4 separate regions of the Homo sapiens genome follow, and regions 1, 3 and 4 are each linked to region 2. The links are chromatin contacts, found by Hi-C in ENCODE. All regions are on one chromosome and are shown on one strand. The core of a region is the stretch at or near the end of the contact, and the rest is flanking DNA. Distances in the headings are between cores, read along the strand shown. Region 1 holds the start of LCDR (lysosome cell death regulator). Region 2 holds the start of ANKEF1 (ankyrin repeat and EF-hand domain containing 1). Region 3 holds the start of RRBP1 (ribosome binding protein 1). Region 4 holds the start of SNX5 (sorting nexin 5).

The links. A loop is a pair of places that touch in the nucleus more often than their neighbours do. Pooled maps may share reads with other maps.
Region 1: a loop to region 2 is called in a map of B cell, with 27 times the contacts of the local background. The contact joins the promoter of LCDR here to the promoter of ANKEF1 in region 2. A Hi-C loop is called at or near these places in 3 of 168 maps with a recorded cell type or tissue (B cell, CD4-positive, alpha-beta memory T cell and naive thymus-derived CD4-positive, alpha-beta T cell) and 4 of 50 pooled maps.
Region 3: a loop to region 2 is called in a pooled map, with 14 times the contacts of the local background. The contact joins the promoter of RRBP1 here to the promoter of ANKEF1 in region 2. A Hi-C loop is called at or near these places in 4 of 50 pooled maps.
Region 4: a loop to region 2 is called in a pooled map, with 3 times the contacts of the local background. The contact joins the promoter of SNX5 here to the promoter of ANKEF1 in region 2. A Hi-C loop is called at or near these places in 2 of 50 pooled maps.

Annotation. Positions count from the first base shown.
Region 1 is chr20:18,791,345-18,796,065 of GRCh38, forward strand. LCDR (lysosome cell death regulator) reads left to right here and starts at 2,705. Exons shown (of 1, transcript NR_026885.1): 1 at 2,705-4,721. LINC00652 (long intergenic non-protein coding RNA 652) reads right to left here and starts at 3,240. Exons shown (of 4, transcript NR_026883.1): 1 at 2,824-3,240; 2 at 2,321-2,459. RefSeq lists an enhancer at 2,381-2,920.
Region 2 is chr20:10,033,346-10,037,975 of GRCh38, forward strand. ANKEF1 (ankyrin repeat and EF-hand domain containing 1) reads left to right here and starts at 1,642. Exons shown (of 11, transcript NM_022096.6): 1 at 1,642-1,988; 2 at 2,234-2,297. The region is part of intron 3 of SNAP25-AS1 (SNAP25 antisense RNA 1); the gene reads right to left. RefSeq lists a silencer at 1,433-1,982.
Region 3 is chr20:17,680,495-17,684,746 of GRCh38, forward strand. It overlaps RRBP1 (ribosome binding protein 1), which reads right to left and starts at 1,748. Exons shown (of 25, transcript NM_001365613.2): 1 at 1,534-1,748. RefSeq lists enhancers at 1-241, 433-1,105, 2,359-2,418 and silencers at 679-988, 1,019-1,068, 1,099-1,428, 1,659-2,078.
Region 4 is chr20:17,966,992-17,971,549 of GRCh38, forward strand. It overlaps SNX5 (sorting nexin 5), which reads right to left and starts at 1,803. Exons shown (of 13, transcript NM_014426.4): 1 at 1,384-1,803. The coding sequence starts at 1,434. It overlaps MGME1 (mitochondrial genome maintenance exonuclease 1), which reads left to right and starts at 2,027. Exons shown (of 5, transcript NM_052865.4): 1 at 2,027-2,150; 2 at 2,810-3,379. The coding sequence starts at 2,869. RefSeq lists enhancers at 516-1,270, 1,132-1,181, 1,232-1,401, 1,271-2,025, 1,642-1,951 and 3 more and a silencer at 1,432-1,641.

The sequences.
Region 1 (4,721 bases), core at 1,455-3,954, 8.8 Mb after region 2:
TGATGCAGGGAGGCTGAGCTGAAAAAGCTCACTTGAGGATACCAGGGAAGCCAAATGTTCAGCTCAAAATAGAAACCGAGAACTCTGGGAAACTCAGACAGCATGAGAAGGTCCTTTCATCTCTGGACCCTTCTGTATCTTTTTAGACAATAAGCCTTTCCCTGAAAGAATTTTTCCCCCTAATGACAGGGCTGCCAACTCTCCCTCCAGGATGTTGTAAAAAGGTGACATTTAACTGAGGAAATGGAAACTCTAATTGACTTCTCCTAAAGCAGAAAAATAAGTGGCCTGTATTCCTTCTCTTGGCCAGATGTTTGTAATTGTCCCCTTGGGATTCTACCTTGGGGGAAGCTGAAAGAGGCAAAACAAAATTGTCCACTTGAATTGGTCTACTTACACCCACAAGAATTGTTTTTACTTCGTGGTGGAAGATGTGGAGAGCCCATCCAAGAAGACAGCAATTTCAGGAAGAGGATTCCAGCTCATGTCACTAGCTGCCAGCCCCAGAATCTCTTGCAGTGATAAATAAGGAGCTTGAGGTGAACACTCCATTTTTAGATCTGGATATTTGGAGGCCTGTGCTTATTTGAACCAGTTGTGTTCCTTGCTTTGGATAAAGGAATTTTAGCAGAGATGATGTGAGCAAAATCTTGAAATGTGCTTGTGTAGGATGTCTTGCCCTCTTGTGTTGCAGTCATCATCATGAGAAGAACATGCCCCAGGGAGTCTGTGGGTCCAAGAAGGATGGACCAGCTGAGCTCAGCCTACATGGGCCAACCACTAGCCACTCTGAAAACATGTAATCAAGAAATAATTGTTTACTATTGTGAGCCACTCAGATCACCACTGAGTTTTGTGGTGGTCTGTTATGCAGCACATTATGTTATAATGGACAAATATAGGGCTATTAAGAGTAGAATAAGTAGAGGAGGATTCTTAGCGTGCTGTGGACAATGCTTGCAAAAGTGCTTGGCTTAGGGTAGTCACATAGCAAGCACCTAGTAACTATGAGAGAAATGGAGCTCATCAGGTTGATTGTATATCATATAATTTAAAGGTTAGAGTGAATCACATTAAATATTCTGAATGTCTGGACTGTCTGTTGATATCTTCCTATTAACTGACAGTAACTTTTCTCTCTCTTTTTTTTTTTGAGACGGAGTCTCGCTCTGTCGCCCAGGCTGGAGTGCAGTGGCCTGATCTCAGCTCACTGCAAGCTCCGCCTCCCAGGTTCACGCCATTCTCCTGCCTCAGCCTCCCAAGTAGCTGGGACCACAGGTGCCCGCCACCGTGCCCAGCTAATTTTTTGTATTTTTTCTTTTTTTTTAGTAGAGACGGGGTTTCACCGTGTTAGCCAGGATGGTCTCGTTCTCCTGACCTCCTGATCCGCCCACCTTGGCCTTCCAAAGTGCTGGGATTACAGGCATGAGCCACTGTGCCCGGCCACTTTTCTCTCTTTTTTTGTATCCTTTTCCCATGACTTCTTTACTATCTCTTCCCCAATCAGTATTTCGGTATCTATCTATGACTATCTATCTATGACATCCATCTGTCTATGACTCAGACCTGGGCTGAACTATATACTCGCCACATAGATTCTGCAATTAATATTCTGCTGTATTTGTTTTATGTATATGTCTACCTACGCTTGTATACATCCATCAATCCATCTTATTTTTTGATGCTTTTCAAATAAGTGGCAGACATCAGTGCTCTTCACCCCTATGGTGAATTTTGACAAATGCATACACTCATTATCCCTGAAGGTGTCCTTAGGCCCCTTTCCAGTTAAGTCTACCCCCAACTCCCAAGGTGAACTCTATTCTGATTTTTTTCCCACCATAGATTAGTTTTGCCTGTTTTAGAACTTCATATAAATGAAATTGTACATGGTGTAATCTTTTGTGTCCAGCTTCTTTCATTAGCAAAATATTTTCAAGTACCTGTGTTGTTATAAGGGTCCTCATTTTAAAACGAATAATTTGACAAGATCTTTGCAAACTGATCTTTACTTTAAAATTTTGGACTTCTCTGATGTGTATGTAAATACAGTAACCACCTTTAAATTAAATAGCCTAAATACAGTAACCACTTGAACTAAGCCTCTGAAACAGACATCTCTCCCATGTGTCTGTCAGACCTTGTCTTTCTGTTTTCATGCTCCCCACATCCCCCTACCTTGTTTAGCATTGATAAACATTTCAAAACTGCAGAGGGAATTTATCATATTTGTCTCAAGGGCACAGCGCTTTTGATTTACTGTGTTCAGTAAGATGCAGGGGGCTAACCAACCTCTTAGGATTAACTGCATTTGACTTACCTTCAAAAGGTCATCAGCAGTACATCCTTAGTAGGCCTCACAATAGTGTGTCCACAATACGGGTTAGTGGGAGTGATTGAAAGGCTTGGAGAGTTGTCCTTCTGGGTTTGCTCTGGTTGGGCGATCAGAGTCCATAGCACTGGGTGGGAAAACATGAAAGAAAATAAGTGAAAGTGACATGTTCCTCCAGAATAGCTAAAGGTCAGCGCTCACCCCATTCAACCACTGTATTCCCTAGACTTAGCATGAGGCGGTTTCTAAAAATCAAAGCCACACTTAGCGTGGTAATGTGGCTTTGTACCATGTCAACCTAGCTAAGCGGGAACTACGTTTCCCAGAATTCCTTGCCTGTAGGTTTCCGGGGTTAGCACACGCCACGTGACCTGATGCGGGCTTCGTGAGGCGGAAGTGACGCAGTGTTGTCGTCTCGTAGGCTTGAAAGGTAGGTGCCCGACATTAGGGACTGTCGCAGCCCGGGGAATTGTCCCCATCTGCTGGCTTACCTTGTGGGCGTGGATCCCCTCTAACTTTCCTAATTCCCGGGCGGCCCGCGGGCCTGCGGCAGATTCAGCTCTCAGGACTCCACTTTCAGTTTCTTCCACTTCTGGGGCAGGCTGCTTGTCCTGCCACTCTCAGGCCCCCCACCAGACACGGCAGCAACAGCTGTTCCTAAGTGTTCAACTCGCTCCTTCCCGCAAATGTAGAAGCTCAAATCCCTATAGCAAATTCCATATTCTATGTCATTCTTAATGCTTCCGTCTCTCTGGTTGAATCTAGATTGGATACAATCAGTGATGCACATTTACCAGACAGAGGATGTGCAGCGTTTACTGTTGATTTCTCTCTTTTCCTCCCTATCACCTCAGTTTAGTTCCAGGATCCACACTCCTCCACCATAGTCAGGAGATTCAGGGAAAGTTGGCAGGGTTCAGCTTTCAAGTTGACCCTTGATGAACCATGGTCAATCCTGTTAAGAGGCGTGAAAGCCAATCCCAGCCAATGAGACTGGGGAGAAATCACTGAAGAACTTGTGGAAAACAGACCCTCTGGATAAAAGACACGTGTGGGGAAAAAGGGGCTTTTTAATGTTATTCTGGATGTTTCCCAAAAGTACTGCTGCTGCCTTGCCTCCCTGACAGACACTGGCCTTAGGATGACATGCGGCAGGAAGGAAGGACGGATCTGGGGTTTTTCAAGACTCACTGAGATGCACAAGGAACCAACCCTCAAGTAGCCAACTCGTTCCTGTTTGCATGTGTCGACTGAAAAGAATCAAAATAAACAAAATATAACTATTTCTAAGAGGTTACAACTTGCAGGCAGGAAGCAGGCCTCTACCTGAGGCCATAAAGCATACTTTGAAGGAGAAAAGGTAGGTATTTATGCTAGGTGGAGAGGTAGGATATACGTATTCTGTAGCATACAGGAGAAGCCTATGAAAATTCATGGAGGAAACTCGTTAGAGACACGCACTGGGCTTACATATGAAGAATATCCAAAAGCGGATGACCTGTGTTCACTCTGGGGTGAAGATTTAACATTTAAATGTATTATAATTAGGCTGTAAATGCAAAAAGGTGAAACATAGGGCACAAGTTCACGATCTGTGCAATCTCCAGAGACCAGTCTGATCTAGCCTGCAGCTGGCAGTCATCTGTCAAGAAGGGGCTCTTTGTAGCCCAGAGTAGCTGTCAGGTTGGAACCATAAAACCAAAAGGAGGGCATCGGCGGTTAGGTGAAGAAAAGAAGTCTTTTGGCCTTTTTTCCTCTTCAAGTCAGCTTTTGATAAGATCTAGTAATAATAAGGGGATGGGTGTGGCTGCAGGTGGGACATGTCGGTTCTCTGTCCTGTCACAGCTAAGAACTAAGAACTTTAGAGTCTTTCAGCCATAGAGGGTCCTGTCATCCATTGAAGGGATCAGTCCATTGGGATTTTGCCAGTTTTAGCATTGATGCTGTGTCCTGGGAAACCCCTGAATACTTATCATAGCAGAAGTTCAGCCACTGTAGCCCTACCTCAGGACCGCTTTTATGGGAAAGAATAATTCCTTTAACTGCTTGAGCCATTTGAGTTGTGGCTGCTTTTGGTACTTGTAATAAATTGAAAGCATCTTGAATGTTCTGGGACAGTAAAAGAATGTGCCTTTGTTTCTGACAGCAATTATAAAATCAATTATATGTTTATATTCTAAAAAATGTTTTGAGTAATGCTGACATCATTGGAAAAGTGCATCACTTAGAAAATGTATCTGTGTGTCAATTTTGTTTGTTCAAAATCAGTTTCATTAATTTGTGGGAAGATACACCTTGTACATTTTACCTAATTAAAAAAAATATTGCCAGTTGAGTATACTTGTGATATATTCAAAGATAAATAAACTTTTTCAATTTTAGATATTCA
Region 2 (4,630 bases), core at 392-2,891:
CCTACAGCTGTTTAGATAAAGGAACTCCAATTAAACATACCAACAAAGATACATTTCAAAAACAAGACGTTGAAAGGAAAAAAGTCATCAAAACAATACACAACATTCTACCACATTTTTATAAATTCTCAAAATATGCAATATTAAACATGCATTATTTAGGGAGGCATTCAATGTAGCAATGCATTTTTAAGAGGCTGGGATGATAAATGTAAAATTCAGAACAGGTATTATCTCTGGGAACAGGAAGAGGAGGATGCAGTGTTGGGAAGAAATACATATAAGTACAGCAGTAGAGGCAGACTTTTTTTTCCTTTTCCTTTTTCCTTTATTTTTCCTAGCTTTCTTTTTCTTTAGCTATGGTATTTCTTTAGCTATGGTATGGTATGGTATGTACTTTCCATATATCATACAGTATATTTTGGTGTGCATGAAATAGTCCTTAATAACATTTTTATTATTTTTTATTTGACGTTTAAGTTCAGGGGTACATGTGCAGATTTGTTATATAGGTAAACTTGTGTCATGTGGTTTTGTTGCACAAATTATTTTCTCACCCAGGTATTAAGATTAGTACCCATTAGTTATTTCTCTTGATCCTCTCCCTCCTCCCACTCTCCACCTTCTACCCTCCAATAGGCCCCAGTGTGTGCTGTTCCCCTCTATGTGTCCATGTGTTCTCATCACTTAGCTCTCACTCATAAGTGAGAACATGCAGTATTGGGTTTTCTGTTTCTGCGTTAGCTTGCCAAGGATAATTGCCTCCAGCTCCATATTCCTGCAAAAGACATAATTTTGTTCCTTTATATGGTTGCATAGTATTCCATGGTGTATATGTACCGCATTATCTTTAGCCAGTCTATCATTGATGAGCACTTAGGTTGATTCCATGTCTTCGCTCTTAACATTTTTAAACAGTCTCTGAGTAGAATAGGGTAGGCTGGTGTAAGGAATTACTGTTTTTAATTGGAAGCAATTACATACTGCATTAAAAAGCATATATATATAGACACACATATATATGTTTTACATTCACATAATCAAACCAAAGCTTTCAGAATTTTCCGCCAAAAAGCATGTGTGGAGGGAGAGAGAGGGGTGTTATGGTGCATTTGTAGGCCCTGAAATAAAGTGATCTCCATATTTGCTTCCATTTGTGTATAAATATTTTTTAAGCATATATGCATCCTAGAGTATGGAAAGAAAATTTCTGGGAAGATTTGCAAGAATCTGTGGCAGTTGAGAGTAGGTTCACTTTCGCTTTATTGTGTAATTTATTGTATTTTTCATTTAATTGTACTTTGTAAACTAAATATTTATTGTATATTTTACTTCATTTTTTAATTGCCATATGCAGCTTTAATTTTATAACTAAATTACGTTCTGACCCAGGGCAGGAGGTGGGAGAAGAGAATGAGAGAAGGGCGGAATCCTCAAGACAGCAGCATTCTGCGCTCCGCCCTGGAACACCCAGCGCAGCTACCCCATCCCGCCCAGGCCGGCCACCTGGCGTCGAAGCCAGGCGCGAGGGGCGGAGGCGGAGGCGGGGGCGGGGGCGGAGGCGGAGGCGGAGGCGGAGGCGGAGGCGGAGGCGGAGGCGGAGGCGGAGGCGAGCACCGCCCCACCGCGCACGCTGCGGTTGCCCCGGCAGCCGCGCCCTGCGTGGCGGAAGCTCACAATCAGCCCGGTCCCTCCGGCTTCCACCCCGCCCCCTGCGCTCACCTGCCCGCGCGCTCGCCTTCCGGGGACCCGGGGCCCATGGACACATACACCCAGCCCTGCTGTCCCGCGCGCCAGCTCACCAGCCCTACCCAAGGGACATCATTCACGCCTGGGCGCCTCCGCCGGGCTCCGGGAGCCCAAGGTCGCGGCTGGGCCAGCGCTGAGCGTCAGAGGACGAGAGCAGGGGCCTCCCCGGTCGCCCCAGCAGGCCCAGGCACATAGGTGCCCAGAGATCCCTGGCTTCTGATCGCCCGGAAGACTAAGAGGTGAGCATGACACATGGCTTTTCCTTTGACGTTACATCTCTACCCCCTCCACTCCTCTCTTCTCCAGATTTTTCTGGAGACTAAAAAGTGGAAAGCACAGTAGAGAACCCCCAACATGTAAACTATCGCTTACACTTGTGGGTGAGCTGAAACCCGCAAAAGTTTGGTGTATTCATAAGGAGCCTATATTGAAGGACTTTGCTAAATGTTTTACAAGGATCATATCTCATTTCCTTTTCACACAGTCCCATGAAGTGGGCACCATTGCTATTGCCAGTTCACAGATGCAGAAACTGAGGTAAAAACTAGGTAGGTAGCATATCCATATTTATATCCAACTAGTTTGTGTAAATAATGATACAGGGAAGGGAGGATCACAACGGATTTCCCCACCTCAAACCCTACATTCCACTGTACCAAGCTTGTCTTCCTCCATTCCTCTTTCTAATGATCCTTCCTTGTCGCACAGCCCCCCTTTGAGAGTTAAATGACCTGAACACACACAGATTCCCACAGATTTTCATGTAATTTCCGAGTATTCAGACCCCGAACATGGACCTCAAGTCAAGACATTCTGCTCTATTCCACTACCTTGGTAGATGGTTAGATGTGACTAAGGTGGCCCAGGGTCATGCTGGGGAAAAGTACAGGTGTGCTTGTATGTGGAGGATCCTATATGCTGCTCAATTTACAAGGAACCCAGGACCCAAGGGCTACACTTGTGTGATTTCCTGCAGTGGGGTGAGCTCTTGGTCAGTCTTAGCAGTTGATTGTGAAGGACACTATACAGGGTGCTGCCCTCTCCCCAGCACTTCAGGGCTTTAGCTGGGAGGGAGGCAGTCCACAGGAAACCGACCCATGGACCTACTGAATTCATCACTGTAGCTGCTAATTAATTCTCCGTTAGAGATGGGTGCTAACAGAGGCAACATTGAAGTCCCTGATTGGGAAATCCTTATTTTCACAAATCAAGTGGCATTGATTCAGTCTAATCATTACCTATGTAGGAGCATCTTGCCCTATTCCATAGATGACACATATACATATGCAGTATGATGACACCGCACCTAATCGGAATATGGCCGATAATAATAAAACAAGCCATAAATAGCAGCTAAGGTGAGTGTCACCAAGCCGTGCAGCAAAGTCCAAGTGGATGACTCTGAGGCAGCCTCAGTTGGTTCCCTAGTCCACCGCATGTTATAAACAGATTAAAAGGCAAAGGAGGCCTGGCCCGGTGGCTCACGCCTGTAGTCCCAACACTTTGGGAGGCTGAGGCGGGTGGATCACCTGAGGTCAAGAGTTCAAGATCAGCCTGGCCAACATGGTGAAACCCTGTCTTTACTAAAAATACAAAAATTAGCCAGGTGTGGTGGTGGGCACCTGTAATCCCAGCTACTCGGGAGGCTGAGGCAGGAGAATCGCTTGAACCCAGGAGGTGGAGGTTGCAGTGAGCCGAGATTGTGCCACTACACTCCAGCCTGGGTGACAGAGTGAGAGTTGGGCTGAGGGTCGAGGGTCATGGGATAGGGCGAGACACCAGGGGAGTGTGTGAGGACAGAAAAGAGTCTTGAGGACCTAGCCCTGGGCACCCAACATAGGCTTCTTGAAATGGGGAGTCAGCAAAGGAGCCTGAGCAGGAGGGGGCATTGGTGTTGGATGGAAGCAGGCGATGGAGATGTTGTGGTGCCTAGAGAGACACATTTAAAGGAGAGAGAGCTCACTGCCGTAGAGAATGTAGGTGAGGGAGCAGGCTTGCGATGGAGAAAAATGGTGCATAGTTTCAACTTTTGTAGTAAGATGGAATCTTTTCATTGCAAATGTTGGAAACTTAGCTAACTAGCTTATACCAAAATAAGGTGACGGGGGAGAAGATGTATTTACCCACAAAGTGGTAGATGGCTTCTGGCACCATGGAATCCATGTTGCAACTAATGCCATCAATCTCAGTCTCTCTCCATCCTCCAAGCATGGACTCTCTCTGTGGCACCCAAGAGAGCTACCTGCGCCCCAGCCCCACACCATACTGCTTAACAACTTCAGCAGAATAGTCTTCCCTCATAGTTCTGGATGATGGGCTGCTGATTGGTTGATGTCTTTTATGCACATATGCTTGAGCTTCAGTGTACCTGGAAAGGGATGGTTCCCTCAAATGGGCCAAGCCTAGGCCACAGACGCTTTCCTCTGGCAGGGGACAGAAGGGACAGCCCCATCCAAACGACCCGGATAGGATTCCCTATGTGATAATGGAGTTCTTTTCTCATAAGAAATGAAGAAACAACTGGTCATACCTAGCATGGCCTGCTACTCAATCCAAAAGATTTTCCGTACAAGGAGGTAAAATTACATACTAGAATGCCCATCACAATTTAACAGGGAGATTGTTTATGAAGATTTGCAGTTTCCTTGCAGCCATTTAACTACATCTTTTCCACTTAAGATGACATAGGAATCACTCATCACATCTCTGATATGTTACAGAGCCCAGTAGATTTGTTTATAATGAACACCTCAAAATTATATGTTTTTATAACACCTTAAAACTATTAAAACCTGCATGATCTCTCTATTTTGCTGGTGTGAAACCATGTAGATAGATGGTGGGAACTCAAACCCTTACCATGGCAATTTAGTTAACCTCA
Region 3 (4,252 bases), core at 498-2,997, 7.6 Mb after region 2:
TCAGAGTTTCATTTCCTTGGTGCTTCCCAGTCTCTCCTAACCTCTGACCTCTCAGAGTAATTGCCAAATTGCCTTCTGTTTGTACAAGGTCCCAGCACTTCCCGGCGTGGTTCCCGACCCTGTGAGTGGGTGGTGCTGTCTTCAGGCCACAGATAAGAAACTAGGATTCAGAGGGGCTATGGGACCTGCGAGTAGGCGGCCAGTACGTGGTCCGGGGTGTAGAACCCCGGCTGTGCAACTTCTGCAGCCCCGCGCCCGCCGCAGTGCCGGAGCCAGGCCCCACCTTCCTCCCGTGTCCAGCACCCCCCAACAAAAGCATCCCAACTGAACAGCCAACACTTGTGGCTCCTTCCTACAAGTGCTGGGTCTCCACAGCTTTCCTCGCAAATCGAAGCTAACAGGAGCCCCGATTTGCAGACCAGGAAATGGAGACCCCGAACGAAACAACTTGGTCGGGGTCACCCTCGCCAGCCGGGGCACTCTAGAGCTAAAACTCGCGACTTATCATTCGGAGAGGGGTCCCTGAAGCACTGCGGGCGCCCCACTGGAAGCGCAGACCCCGGCCTGCCTCCCCTAATCAGGGCGCAGCGGGAGAGCCGGCCGGGCCGGGGCGGGCACCAGGCCGGGTGCCAGCGCGCTTGGCCGGCCCGGAGGTGTCCGCTTCCGCCCGGGGCTGGCACCGCCGGCCCATTCATCGTGGCCGCGGGCGGGGCGGGCCGGGCCCCGGGCGCCCTCGTCCCCCCGCCGGGAGCCCTCGAGCCAGGCTCCGCGCAGCCCAGCCGGGGAAACGGTGGCCCCGGCCCCGCCGCCAGGGGGAGCAGGGAGCCGCCTCCCGCACTCCGGGAAGTTGCCACCGCGGCCGCCCGGCGTCCGTGCCATGGACAGACCCGGTCCCTGCGCCGCGAGCCCTGCGGCCCCGGCCCGCCCCGTCGGGGGCCGTCCCAGCCCCGCGAAGCGCCAGCGGGCCGCGGCCCGGGACCGGCGCGCTCGGCCCGTGGGCCCCCATTCAATCCCGCCCTCCTCCCCTCGGCCGGCCTCCGCCGCCTTCCGCCCGCACCCCACCCCTCCGGCCCGGACTCCAGCCCGGCAACGTCATCCGGCGGCTTCCCGAAACTTAACCCCTTCCTCCGCCAGCTGTGCGCCGCCCCGCCCCGCCCCGCCGCCAACTTTCTTCGCCCAACTTCGGAGCGCGCTGGCCGGCCCGACGGCCCTGCCGGGAGGGAGGGAGGCAGGGAGCGGTCGCCACGTCGCGCCCGTCTGCCGCCGCAGCTCCCCGGACGGCGAGGGCCGCGGGGTCCACACCACGGGGCGCGCCCTGCCTACGCCCCGGTACGGCGCTTGCCCGGCACCCCCGCCCCGAGTCCGACCCCGACCCCGATGGTGCACGGCCGCGGCGGCAGGCGGCGGGCGGCGGGCGGGCCGGGGGAGGGGCCGCCGAGGAGACGTGTCACTCGCGGCGCAGCGCGGCCGGCCCCGGCCCCCCGACGGCCCGGCCCGCGCGCGGCCGCTGCAGGGCCCGGCCAAGTTTCTTACCTGCAGCCAGAGACGCGAGAGGGAAAGCGAGAGGGCAGGAGCCGCCGCCTTCGCAGCCGCCGCGGAGCCGGGAGAGAGGAGCCGGCCAAGCCTCCGCCAAGAAACCGCCCCCGAGCAGCTGTAGACGCTGCGACCCTGACGCCGCCCGCCCCGTCTGCCGTCCGCTCCGGCCGCTCGCTGGCTGCGTGCGCGCGTGTGGAGTCGTGGCACTTTCTGCCTCAGAGCTGGCGAACGGCCCCCTCCGCCGGGATCGCCGCCTCCTGCCTTCCCCACCCGGGCCAGCCATTCATCGAGCCGCCTCTTCCCATTGGTCCGCACCCCGCCACTCTGCCGGTCGCTGGCCAGTCAGGACGCGGGTGGCCGAGCCGCGGCGGCGGCCATTGGGCAGAGAGGAGGGTCTCCACCTCGGCCAATGGGAGAGGGGAGGAGCTGCGGGGAGGTGAAGGGGGCAGGGCTGGGGAGAGGCGGGGCCGAGCGGCGCGGCGCTCGGCCGTGCGCGGGGCGGGGCGGAGCAGGAACGCCCCGCCCACCGAGGGGGGGGTCTCCGGCCAGCTCCGCCCACTCTGGGCCCGCGGCGCTCCCAGCAGTCTCTGACTAGGATCCGGCTCTGCCTAGGCGGGAAGCAGAAGGTTCGGGTCCCGGCGACCCCGGGCCTGCGCCTCTGGATACCGCTGGGCTGACATGGCGGTGGCTGAACAGGGTTGCGCAACCGCGAACAGCCAAGGAAGCTGCTTTATTTAAACCCAACTAACTTCCCCCGAAGCAGCGCCCCCTCGGGCCGCCGGGTATGAGGACAAGCTCTGCTGGGGGTCAGCCCAGGGAGAGCAAGTTCTTATCATCAAAGAGATTGCAATCAGCACCAGAAGGAATTTCCTTCAGTAAATGGAGGAATTGGGGTGGAAGAGCCAGAAGGTGCACGAGGAATTGAAGCGGATGTCATCGCCCTCGTTGTTAGGGAGGGTACAACTGAGGCACGGTCTATTTAAGATACTCAACCAAATCACAGCCGGCAGAGCAATAATTACAATCCACTCTGTGGCGTTTTATTCCATGCGTTGGGGAAGGTGAGAGGTTCTAACCTAAGAAAACTCATCCGTGTCCCACAAAACGGAGCAACTGGTACTTCCTCATTCCCTGACTTTCTCCCCAATATCAGCCAACACTCAGTCTTCATAATTAGTCAAGTCTTTAAATTAAAATAATTTTAGGCTTGATTTTTAACCATTATGTCAGCGTCTCTTAAAGCCAACCCTTTGAACTTGAGCCAAAGCCAGCTTCTTTGGAATTTTGGATTCTGAGCGACCAAAGGCTGCCTAGACTGCCCCCCATCACTTCCCTAGCTCCTGTTGCTGCAGAATCCCGTGCCTAACATCTATTTCTTGGACAATTTTCAATCTTCCCTGTCCCCATTTGTCACTAGTACTGTACTAGCTGTTGTTAGAAAGATGTGAAAAATACAAGCCTTCATGGGGAATAAAGAGCGATTGGGTTGAAATTAAACTGTTCATTCCTATTTTTAATCTTGGCGGTTCCTTAGCCCATTAATGATTAATCAGCAGGAATTAACCTGGATTAACTCTGGAACACTCAGTCATTTTCCAGCAGTGAGACCCGGCTTCAAATGAAAGTCAAGAATCCCAGCTTCTGGCTGGCAATTGCTACCAATGAGTCCTACTTGACCAGGGCTGGGCCATCTAACCTTTCTGAACATGGGTATACTCCTTTAGGACAATCACTCCTTCCTCTGGGTTTCAGGGAGGAAATTCATTCGTTCATTCATTCATTCATTCATTCACCGGTGTTTGTGGAGTGCCCGGTATACAGTGCTAAGCTGGGCAAGCAGCCTAGAATGACACATAGGTCCAGTGAAGACCCAGCTGCCCTCAAGGGCCTGTCCAGGGACAGGGACCTCCTTTATCCTGTTCACTGTTTATCTTTTTCCGGAAGCAGATCCTGGCAGTAGGGTTTGTTCAATCATTCATTTGGGGGATAATCATAAGAAACATTGGTGGAGAAGTGGGATGAGCAGGAGCCAATAAGGGGACCAACATCAAGCCTGTGACTGGTGTGGGCACACAGGGCTCGGCGTCTCTGGGGATGCTGTGAAACTGTAGAACACACCCCAGAGACGTCCCAGCTGAGGGGTGAGGACCTGGTTATTTATCCAGCCACTCCCAGTCCTCATTGGTTAACAGCTTCTTCTGGGGGGACTTTAACCCCCGCCCCCATCAAGCTGGAGAAAGCCTTGCAGCAAGAAGCCCTTGGCAGAATGGTGAGTGCCTGGAGGCATGTCGGGGGCCACAGCAGTGTCTCCCACACTGTGAACCATAGTCCGACACAGCACCTGCACAGAATAGAGGCTTGTGAATATACGTGTTCTGTAAATATTGTCCCATGAGCGATAACATTACAAAGTCCTTAGGAGTGAGGAGTGTTTACAGAAAAGGGGCTCCCTGTTTGTTCCCTTACATAACTTAACATTTGATTTGGCCTCAACACAACATTTGTTTCGGGATGGAAGAGCAGCCCTGTCTGAGCCTTTGCATTTCCTCTGTCCTTGCCCCTCATCTGCCAACAGCCAGCCCCAATGTGCTGTGAAGACTTCCAGCCTCATCATCCTCATGCCCTTTGGGCAAAGAAATCAGTCCCGCTGCACCAGGCTCTGTCAGGGCAGATCTGCACACCCTCAGGGTGGCCCGACTTTGACAGCCACTGCTGT
Region 4 (4,558 bases), core at 553-3,052, 7.9 Mb after region 2:
TAACTCTCTTCGCTACAGATACGGACAGTTTCTGTAGCCTCTAAAACAGGCAGGAAATGGCCTTCATAACCATTCTCCAATTTTGCTGGAGGATCAGGGTGGTGGAAGTCATTTTAAAAACCAGCTGCAATATACTGTACTACCAGAGAGTGGGGTGAAGCAATTGAGTCCTTTTACCTAGCTGACTCCGAATCAAGACAGCTAAAAGAATGTACCAGAAAGAAAGAAAAAATAAAATGCTACCAAAATCCCAATCCATTATCTACCCTTTATGGAGAAAAGTACCTTTATAATGTTTTACAAAGAATCGTGGTCTCAAGTTTCCACTTTGTTTTAGTAATAAAGAACTTTCAAAAAAAAAACCACTCTAAACAACACCCTCCTGTATAGAAAGCTCTATTTTAATAATTAATGCAATGATACCCTTGTTGGAACAATCCAGCCGCTTTGAAACTCTGGTATTTACTTACTAGATGAACAAGTTTCTCTATGGAGGTGCCTTTAACTTCTCAAGAAATGTGTAAGTTAAGACGGCTCCAAATTACATTTTAAGAGAGCCTTGTATTTTTAGAGGTTCTTTTTCATCGGTCAGAAAAACTTACGTTGACGATTCTGCAAGAAAGGTTGCTCGCAAACCATGCATCGCAAAGCTACCGAGGCAAATTTAAAGAACCAATGAAAAAGAGTGGAGGCTCGTCTGAATCTTTAATTGGCTATGGGAATTTCAATTTATTGCATAAATAATCTTTTAGACCTCAAGATACACGTGACCTAGGGACAGTTTACATCAATGGGCAAGACTTAAAAATAGACACCAAGTTCAGCAAGTATTTGAGCACCTACTAAAAATTACACAACTCCCACAACAACGCATTTTGCGTTTCTAAAGTTGTAAGCAGCATGTTCGGACGCTTGATGCAATTTCCCAAGTTGTTTGGGCCCCCCCCCCAAAAAAGTCTTCTCAGTAAAAGGTGGGGGGAAGGAGGGTATTTTGGGGGCAACAAACCAAACTGGTCTGTCGCATGTTAAGTCAATTTCACGTTCACCTACTGGTCACCACGAAGCCGAGGAAAGTTTTAAAAAGAACATTCCGGGGTCTCCAGAGATCATCTCTCCAAGTCCGCTCGGCACCGGCGCCTGAGCTGGGGCTAAGGTCCCGCGTCTCTGGTTCTGTCCTAATAGAATCCGGGACATCCACAGGGATTCCCCGGGGCAGCCTTCAGTGAAGACCAGGGAGAGGGGCCGCCCGGGTCTCACGGGTGCTTCCCGCGCTGGGGATGGCGGCGAGCAGCCACGGCCTATGGACGCGCAAGGGAAAGAATGCAGCGACCCCGGAGCTCGCAGGGCCGCCCGCCCAGGAGTCTGAGGCTGGGAGGACCTCACCTTGCTGCGGTCCTCCTCCTGCTGCTGCAGCAACTCGGGAACCGCGGCCATGGCGACGCGGGACTCGAGCAGGGGCCGCCTGGCTGTGCGAGGAAAGAAGAAGCTGGGCCGCCGCCGCCGCCGCCTGGGCGCCTCTCGGGGGCGGCCACGGCCCCGCCTCCGCCGGCCTCCCTGCCCGACGGCGGCAGGAGGCCTCCGGACTCCGCCACCATCCCAGCTGCCCCGGGAGCAGGCGAGCAGGGCGCCACGTGCTCCCCCAGAGCAGCCTCCCAGTCCCCGCTGCCGTCCATCTTGGAGCCGGGCAAAGACGCCACGTGGGGCCTACCCTTGCTCCGCTCCACGAGGAGGCCGCCAACCGCAGGGCCGCGACACGGACGGGAAGCAACGGACACTCTCCCAGCAAGACGCGTCTAGAGAAAGACCGCGTTTCGGTGCGGGGGGAATTTATTACTCAGCCCGAGTCCAAGATGGCAGCGAGCGCTGACGTCACCAGATCTCGTGAGAGCAGAAGGGCGCGATTTGGAGGCTCCCGCGCTTCGGAGACGCCGGCCCTTCCGCTCGGAGAGGTACTCCCTGCCTCTAACTGGTGGCGCGTTGGCGGAGGCCGACGAAAGCCTCGGGTGGGGCGTGAGCGCCGCGGGGCATTCTGGACCTGCTTTGCCTTAGGCTGTGCCTAATTCGAAACCAAAGCGCGGGACGGATGAAAGTACGGGTCGCGAGAGGTTGTTCGCGCCTTGAGAGTTAAGCGAAGTGTGGTGGCTTCCAAGGTACCGACACTTGCCGTAGGCTGGGCTTTTATTTAAGTCGTCTTTTCTCTAATCCAGACTCCTGCCACAGGGGCCACCGCCGTCCTGGCCCCGCCAGGGGTCCGCACCCACGGCGGAGCGGGAGGCGACTTTTTGCGGTCACAGTAATGGGACCTCAGCGCCGCCACCAGCTCTGACCGGCGAGCGACGGGACCCTCCAACCCGATTTCCACGTCTGTGCAACGGGTTCATTCTAGACCCACGGTAGAGGGTGTGAGGACCAAATGAGAAGTATCCACACAGAATACTTAGCAGAGAGCCTGGTGTCTAGGAATTAGTCGTCGTCTGTCACCTAGGACTGTGTGGCCGCCATGGGACGGGCTCCATCTTTGTGTTTTTCCGTGTCTCGCACACGCCTCCCTTCCTGGGCGTCACATTCCTGCAGATTAGAAACTGGGACGTCTTGCCTCAAGCTGTCTACTAATTCGCATTTAGTATGTGTCGGTCCTTCGGGTATTGAGTCTTGATTTATTTATAAATTTTTTTTGGAGGCAGGGTCTCGCTCTGTCGACTTTCTTAAGAAAGGGCTCTGTCCAAACATGTCGAAAAAGTTCACAATTTTGATGTGCAATATCATTCTGATGCAGCTTTCGCTTTGATGGTTGTTTTCTCTCCAATAGGAATACAAACATAAAGGCCTTCGACCGTTGCAAATAGACTAAAGTGAAAACAAATCTGAATGAAGATGAAGTTATTTCAGACCATTTGCAGGCAGCTCAGGAGTTCAAAGTTTTCTGTGGAATCAGCTGCCCTTGTGGCTTTCTCTACTTCCTCTTACTCATGTGGCCGGAAGAAAAAAGTGAACCCATATGAAGAAGTGGACCAAGAAAAATACTCTAATTTAGTTCAGTCTGTCTTGTCATCCAGAGGCGTCGCCCAGACCCCGGGATCGGTGGAGGAAGATGCTTTGCTCTGTGGACCCGTGAGCAAGCATAAGCTGCCAAACCAAGGTGAGGACAGACGAGTGCCACAAAACTGGTTTCCTATCTTCAATCCAGAGAGAAGTGATAAACCAAATGCAAGTGATCCTTCAGTTCCTTTGAAAATCCCCTTGCAAAGGAATGTGATACCAAGTGTGACCCGAGTCCTTCAGCAGACCATGACAAAACAACAGGTTTTCTTGTTGGAGAGGTGGAAACAGCGGATGATTCTGGAACTGGGAGAAGATGGCTTTAAAGAATACACTTCAAGTAATTATCTCAATTCTGATTCTATATGTTTGCTATGTTTTCTATAATAGAGAGCAACGGTGTCAAAAGAATGAGGTTTGGTTTTGTTTTTTTAACTTACTAGCAAGGAACTCCCTTCAGATAGTAATTAACATTAAATAGCACTTTATGTGTATTAACTCACTTGATCCTCATGGTAGTCCTGTGGAGTATAGATACTGTTATCCACATTTTACAGATGAAACTAAAATAGATCAAATATTTGACTAAATAATACATAAAATTCACTTGTTTTATAAGCTACCAACAATATTAGAATTGCTTGTTTTCCTTGATTATTGAAAAAAGTCACCTGGTAACAGAATTCTAGTTGTTTGCTAGATAATTCTGTTTAGAATCCAGTAAATACCCACTGTCCTACTTATTAGCGTAAACTGACTCGTAAATTTAAAGACCTTGAAGCAGACCAGAACACATGACCTATATTTAGACCTTGGTAAACATAATCAGAGGTTCTTCATAAGGATCTGAGGATAAATACACTTTAACCTTCAACTTCTAATTTACTAACTTGGACAAGTGAGGAGAATAGCTTCCTTAAATTTAATATTCCATTCAAAAACAAAGACCATTGGCACTGGTGAATTAGCTAGTCCCATAAATTATATAGGGGTCTTTTGTTAAAGGAAAGTTTCACATCAATCATTCCTTTACCCAAGCTTCCCAAAGTGCAGTACATGTACTCTTAGTAGTACACAAACTCTTTCATTTTTGTTTTAAGAATAGTGTACTGACCCTTGCCATAGCCTGGGCTTCTATTTAAGTCGTCTTTTCCCTAATCCAGACTCCTAAAACTATGCGTGTAACACATTAAACATGTCACATGTTCTAAAGAAAAATACTAAGTATATATAGGTGGTATTGGATATGTACCAAATGGTCAAGGCCTTTGCTCCTTATAATATTCCTCAGCTGTGTGGGGCAAGGATTATATATGCAAGAGCTAACTGCCTTCCTAAGATAGTTAATTAGTAGCAACCACCAAACTATTGTCTGCTTTCCAAGCAAGCAACATAAAAATCTTCTAATGGCATCTTACAGTTTTGTATTTGTACCACTAAAATTTAGAATTGATAGTTTTCTCATGAGAAGTTATTTTCCTTAAACCAGGAATGTACAGCTGAAATTACTAATAAGAAA